Regions from separate parts of the Mus musculus genome. Here region 1 is linked to region 2. A link is a loop called in an ENCODE intact Hi-C map of the cell type or tissue named here. Cell type or tissue: heart. All regions are shown on one strand. Each heading gives the region's core, and the rest is flanking DNA. Links, peaks and the distances in the headings are about the cores only. Region 1 holds the start of Zfp335 (zinc finger protein 335). Region 2 holds the start of Acot8 (acyl-CoA thioesterase 8).

Region 1 (2,854 bases), core at 355-2,854, 110 kb before region 2:
CGCCCCGCTTTTTTTTTTTTTTTTTTTTTTTTTAGTACACGGTTTTTGTGTCCTGAAACTAACTCTGTAGACCAGGCTGGCTTTGAACTCACAGAGATCCACCCGTTTCTGCCTTTCCATTTCTGGGTTTAAAGGTGTGTGCCACCACTCCCTGGCTCTTTCCATTTCCTTTTCTTTCTCTCTTTTTTTTTTCTTTTCTTCTTCTCTTCTCTTTTCTGTTTTGAGATATGGTCTCGCTATGTAGACCTGGCTGTTCCGGAACTATGTAGAGCAGACTGGCCTCAAACTCACAGAAATCCGCCTGCCTCTGCCTCCCAAGTGTTAGGACTCAAAGGCGTGCAGCACCAGGGCCCGGCTTTAAGCATGTATTTATTGTTATGTCTGTAAGTGCACACATGACACTAAGAGCGCGTGGAGGTGGGTGGACAGCCTGGAAGAGACGGTTCTCTCCTTTTACCATGTGGTTTCTGGGAAAAACTTACTACATAGCTCCAGCTGGTCTATGTAAGTCAAGTGAGGTTAGCCTGCCTCTCCGGAGTGCTAGATTAAAAGCATGAGCCACCACCACACTGGGCCCAAGGACTGTAGACTTCTAAAAATACCTAACACTGCCTGCGTGCGTGCATGCGCGTCTATGAGCGCGTGTGTATGCTAGGAATAGGACGCAGGGCCTCGTGTTTGCCACTGAGCTAATTCCCCAACTTCTAAACACACCTACACTGATCAGAGGACAGCTGGGTGTCTGGCCCTCCAGTCCTAGTAAGAAATACAGCTGCGAAGTGCACCGTGGCCTAAGCATTAACTCTTCTTCAAACATCCCTGACCTCTGCCATTACCCGATCCCCCAAGTCGCCTTAGTTGTGATTCCTGACCAGCCTTTCCTGTCCTCAAACCTCGGTTTTGCCATCTGTACTACGGCACAGCAAGCCCAACCCGGGAGAACCCGATCTGGCTCGAGTGGAGCTTTAAGCTACAGGTGAAAAACCAGGAAAATGACTGACGTTCCCTCCCCTCTGGACACCTCTAAACCATCCCAGGTCGCGACGGTTCTCTAAGCGACCCCTGGAGGTGTGGCTAGACGCTGGGGGCCACACCCACGAGAGCCGGGCGCCTCCGCCGCGCCTTGTCCGGCGAGTCCGGGCTGGGACCTGCGTGACGTCATGCCACTTCCCGTGTAGCCCTCCGCCACACGAAAAAGTAGTCCCCGTACCCAGCTGACCTCAGCCCTAACACCGGGCAGCATGTGACTTCTAGAGTCCTCCTGGACCCGACGACGGCTCTGAGTCCTCCGAGAGGCCTTCTGAAACCCCGCAGATCTCTCTCTCCCGGGGGGACGGCGGCGGAAGTAGTTCCGGTTCGAGGGCGGCCGATGGGTTCCTCCGCGACGGGGGTGAGAGGATGGCGACCTCGTCGATGCCGGAGTCGGAGAGCGACACAGCAGCCAGAGGCTCAGGTTAGCGGCAGCCGGAGGCGGGCTGCCCCTCCGCACACTGCCGTGCACCGGGGCCCTGCCGCGAGGCTGCCGGGTGGCGGACTCCCGGGCCGGCGGGGCTGTCCGAACAGGGCCCCGGGGTCCCAGGCCCTTTAGCCGCTCTCGCATTTGCCTGAGCGGAAACCCAGCGCCGCCACAAGATGGCGCCGGGCCTGGAGCTCAGGCAGCGCCGGGGACAGCCCCGAGACACCAGGCCCCGCGACCGTCGCTGTCAGCCCCCTCCGCAGGGGAGTCCGGGGAGGGGGAGTGAACCACTGACCCCGGGGGCCTGCGGGCTGTACCACCGGCTCCTCATCCGAGGGGACACGGGGGCCGGAGCGCCGGGCCGCTGTGTCCGCCCAGGGTCGATTCATGCCTCTGGGAGGAGCAAGGAGCCGTGATCACCCACCGGGACCACCCTTCTTCCCAAAGGGTCCTAGCCTGAGAGGCCAGGCGTCCCTATTCTTTTCTGGAAGGTTCCCTTTCCAGGAAACCCCGTCCCATCTAGTCCGATGCTCAGTCTTTGCATCTGCAGAATGGGCACACCGGTGCATCTGGGTGGGTTCTGCTTGGCCGGGCCCGAAAGGTGGACCACTTGTTGCAACCATGGTCGTATCGCCCAGCAGAGTGAAAGCCTCAAACCCCGCGCTTCGCTGTCAGTCGGTCCCCAGAACCAATGGAGGAGAACGAGGTGGAGAGCAGTAGCGACGCGGCCCCTCGGCCCGGCCAGCCTGAGGAGCCTTCTGAGAGCGGCCTGGGTGTGTGCACCTCGGAAGCTGTGTCCGCGGACAGCAGCGACGCTGCGACCGTCCCAGGATTAACGGAGGCTGACGACTCTGGCGTCGGGCAGAGCTCGGACGGTGGCAACCACTCTGTGGTATGGATCAGTGTGGATGGTGTGGGCAGGGGGACCGTCAGCAAAGCCTACTTGTAGAAAATAACTGTTTTTGAGGCAGACGCCAAGCCATGCCATGCCAAACTGCTGTGGTCGGTTTTGACAAGTCCCATGGCTAAGAGACATACTTAAACCACTTGTTTCCAGAATCTTCAGAAAGGGAAACTGAGGCAGAGCGTGCTTGCTATCGACAGAGCCAGAATTATCCATGGTCTTACCCAGAGCCCTCAGGCTCCATGAGCCCGGTTCAAATGTTGATCCATCTCAGTTATCTTAGTCTTCCCATCTGTCAAATGGAACGGGAGGGCCGGGTTCTATGGGTGCTAGGCTGTAAGGGGAAACTGAGCCATGTTTTCCTGACCCATTACTTTGTGATTTGAGCAGGTTACCCAGGTTCTAGCCCTCATCTTCTCTGTTAAGTGAAAATTAGAAACATAGTCATCTCTGGTAGCTTCATAAGTAATTTTGCGAGATGGGGATTGTATCTG
Region 2 (2,902 bases), core at 152-2,651:
TGTTATTTTCATCCATATTAGTTTCTAAGTCCAAGTAACTCCTTAGGGACACTTATTCATCTTTATGTGTACCCAAGAGTGACCCTGGACTTCAGAATGGAGCCAGAACACAGCCAGGCTCTATAGTCTGGAAAGTACTGTCCAAAGAGCTCAATCCCTGACTCAAACTTTGGTATATTTTGACACTCAGTTGGCCTATATGTTGTAATTAAAACTTGAATTGACTTTCAAATTGATTCATATGATTAGATTTCACAGCAAAAGACTGGGCACACAAACCTTCCTTTTTACGAAGGGGCGGGGCTGCTTCCCATTTCTCTCTGTCTCTCCCTCCCGCCCCCCAACTCCCCACTTTGGTTTTTCAAGACAGGTTTTCTCTGTGTAGCCCTGACTGTCCTGGAAGCTGCTCTGTAGACCAGACTGGCGTCGAACTCACAGAGATCTGCCTGCCTCTGCCTCCTGAGTGCTGGGATTAAAGGCTTCCACCACCAACCCCCTTTCCCTGTATTTTTTTTTTTAAACCAAACTGATTTGTCTCAAACTCATGACCCGCCGGCCTCAACCTTTTCGCATTGGGCTTCTAAACCTGCACCCTTATTCTTTCTTTCAAAGAAAAACTAAAAGCTAAATTTATAGTAGGCTGTTTCACCTGAACCCTAAAAGCCCTGGCGTTTTCATCAGCTTTTAGCCCCTAAAGTCAAATGAGTCAGGGAGCTACCACCAATAATTCTGACACACAGCCCTGCAGAGTAAGAAAGGCACTCAGGGAGCACCACCTTGGATAAGGAAGGTGTTTGAAAACGGCTGTATCTGGAGCTCAAGAATCATTTACAAAATCAATCACCGAAAAGAACCAACCAACCAACCAATGAGCACCATTACTGCTTTGTAAAGAGGAGGCTAATGGAGGAAATTATTACTAAGGCGTTTCAATTCACTCCTCAACCAGCCTTGCGCTTGAGATAGATTCTCTCAACAAACAAATAAAACGGAAAAACAACAAGATGCAGTTACTGCGAATTCCCAGGAAAGCTCGTGAATGAAGGAGTGGGAGCAAGCGCGGCGGGTAGCAAAGGCCACGCCGGTGAGGTTTCCCTCGTTTTTCCGCAGGCACGGGGAACGTGGCTCCTCCATGCACGCCCTCCTCCTCCAGGCAGCCCTCCTCCCCACCCTCCTGCCCCGCCCTTACAGGATATCCTCGCGGAAAGAGGTGCCGTTGTTGAGGTTATGGAAGCGGACGGAGATGCAGTCCCTGACAATGAAGGAGCACCTGGTCTCCTTTTTGTAGGCGCTGAAACACTCCTTGAAGTCCTCGTAGGTCTTAAAGCAGCTGCCTAGCTCCATGGCCGGGGACTGGCCCTCCTAGAACCTAGAACCACGGCAGGGGTCAGAGGTCACTGGGTAACGGCTGGCACGGGCCCAGCTGCGGTCCCGAGTGAGTGGCTTACAGGGCGCTTGGGAGGAGCCCAGAACAGGAGGAGACCGGTAACAGCAACCTAGGGGCGACTTTGCTCAGTGACAGAAGAGGAAAGACGCTCATCCCTTATTATTCATCTCCAAGGCTCCGCCCCCTCGCTGATTCACCCAATCACACGCGGATGTCCAAAACTGACACAAATATCCTCCAATCTTAAGATAGAGCTAGCCGCGCCCACTCTGAAATTGACAAGCACATCGACCAATCACAATCTGCGTCTCGCTCCCCGGAGCCCTTGGGATTTCCGGCCCCTGGAGCGACCTTCCGGAAGCGCTGGGAGCCTATATAAGTTTCCGCGTTTCTCTCAACCGCAGCCAGCAGTGAAAATGTCAGCGCCAGAGGGTCTGGGAGATGCTCATGGCGACGCCGACCGCGGCGACCTTTCCGGGGACCTCCGTAGTGTGCTGGTCACGAGCGTGCTCAACCTCGAGCCGCTAGATGAAGATCTCTACAGGTAGCCGGTAGCGCCTCTGAACTAGGCTCGCACCCCTCTTTCAGTATAGAGTCGCGATTACTGCCATCTCCCTGTGAACCTCAGTTCTGGGGTTAAGAGTTGGATGCAAGCTCTGCTGCAGTTAGAAGGCATGTCCCTGGCATCCATCCTTGCTTCCTCTTCAGGAGGCGATCTGGGGGGTGGGGGGGGAAGGTGTGTGTGTGTGTGTGTGTGTGTGTGAGAGAGAGAGAGAGAGAGAGAGGGAGAGAGGGAGAGAGGGAGAGAGGGAGAGAGGGGACAGAGACTCCGCTACCCCACAAGGCAGCTTAATCTGGTAGACTGAGTGTGCGTGTGTGTTCGTTTGTTCAAGCCATCCCTTAATGTCTGGTAAGTCATTACTTATCTTTCACTGAAGTGGGTTTGTAACAATTTTTTTGTTTTGTTTAGAGACAAGATGTCACTAAATATAGTCCTGGATGACCTGGAATTCACTATATATATATGAATGGAGAGGGAGAGAATGAGAGAGAGAGTATATATATATACACAGCAAGTTGGCTTGGAACCCACAGGGATCCACCTTCATTTGTCTCTTAAGCGCTGGCAGGAGTTCACCACCAGGTCTAGCTGGTTGTCTTGTTTTGTTTTGAGACAGGCTTTCTGTATAGCCCTCCCTGGCTAACCTGGAACTCTGTGTAGACCTGGCTGGCCTTGAGCTCACAGAGGCCAGTGTATCTCTGCCTCCCAAATCCTGGGCTCAAAGGTGTGTACCACCATGCCTGTTCAGTGACAGTTCTGACCCATGCAGCCCTTACGACTTTATCAGAAGCTATCGTTCTTCCAGCTAGGTAATTACTGTCTTGGGCCAGGAGCGCTTTTCAAATTGTTCTGTAAAGAAAAAACTGACAATCTCAGGGTTGAGTGCTAGGACTCAGGGTTCAGGCTCCAGCACTGGGCAAGCCCTTTCACCTAGATTAATCTGCAGGTAGCCG

What was found. Hi-C counts contacts between places; a loop is a spot of excess contacts. Peaks named below come from ENCODE experiments on the same cell type or tissue, not always from the same donor. Only the 100,000 strongest peaks of a DNase experiment are listed, where the experiment ranks them.
Region 1: it touches region 2 in a loop (11-fold over the local background); 1 of 42 quality-filtered maps calls a loop at or near these places.

What each region holds. Positions count from the first base shown.
Region 1 is chr2:164,910,116-164,912,969 of GRCm38, reverse strand. It overlaps Zfp335 (zinc finger protein 335), which reads left to right and starts at 1,220. Exons shown (of 28, transcript NM_199027.2): 1 at 1,220-1,453; 2 at 2,098-2,348. The coding sequence starts at 2,148. Zfp335os (zinc finger protein 335, opposite strand) reads right to left here and starts at 1,537. Exons shown (of 2, transcript NR_166490.1): 1 at 1,220-1,537. In heart, for the core only: a CTCF peak has its summit at 1,625 (motif pointing right); DNase peaks (open chromatin) are centred at 609, 1,109, 1,359 and 1,639; H3K4me3 peaks cover 2,500 bases; H3K27ac peaks cover 2,324 bases.
Region 2 is chr2:164,803,719-164,806,620 of GRCm38, reverse strand. Acot8 (acyl-CoA thioesterase 8) reads left to right here and starts at 1,740. Exons shown (of 6, transcript NM_133240.2): 1 at 1,740-1,931. The coding sequence starts at 1,804. Zswim3 (zinc finger SWIM-type containing 3) reads right to left here and starts at 1,507. Exons shown (of 2, transcript NM_178375.2): 1 at 1,190-1,507. The coding sequence starts at 1,344. In heart, for the core only: no CTCF peak of the experiment used is centred there; a DNase peak (open chromatin) is centred at 1,620; H3K4me3 peaks cover 2,447 bases; H3K27ac peaks cover 2,015 bases.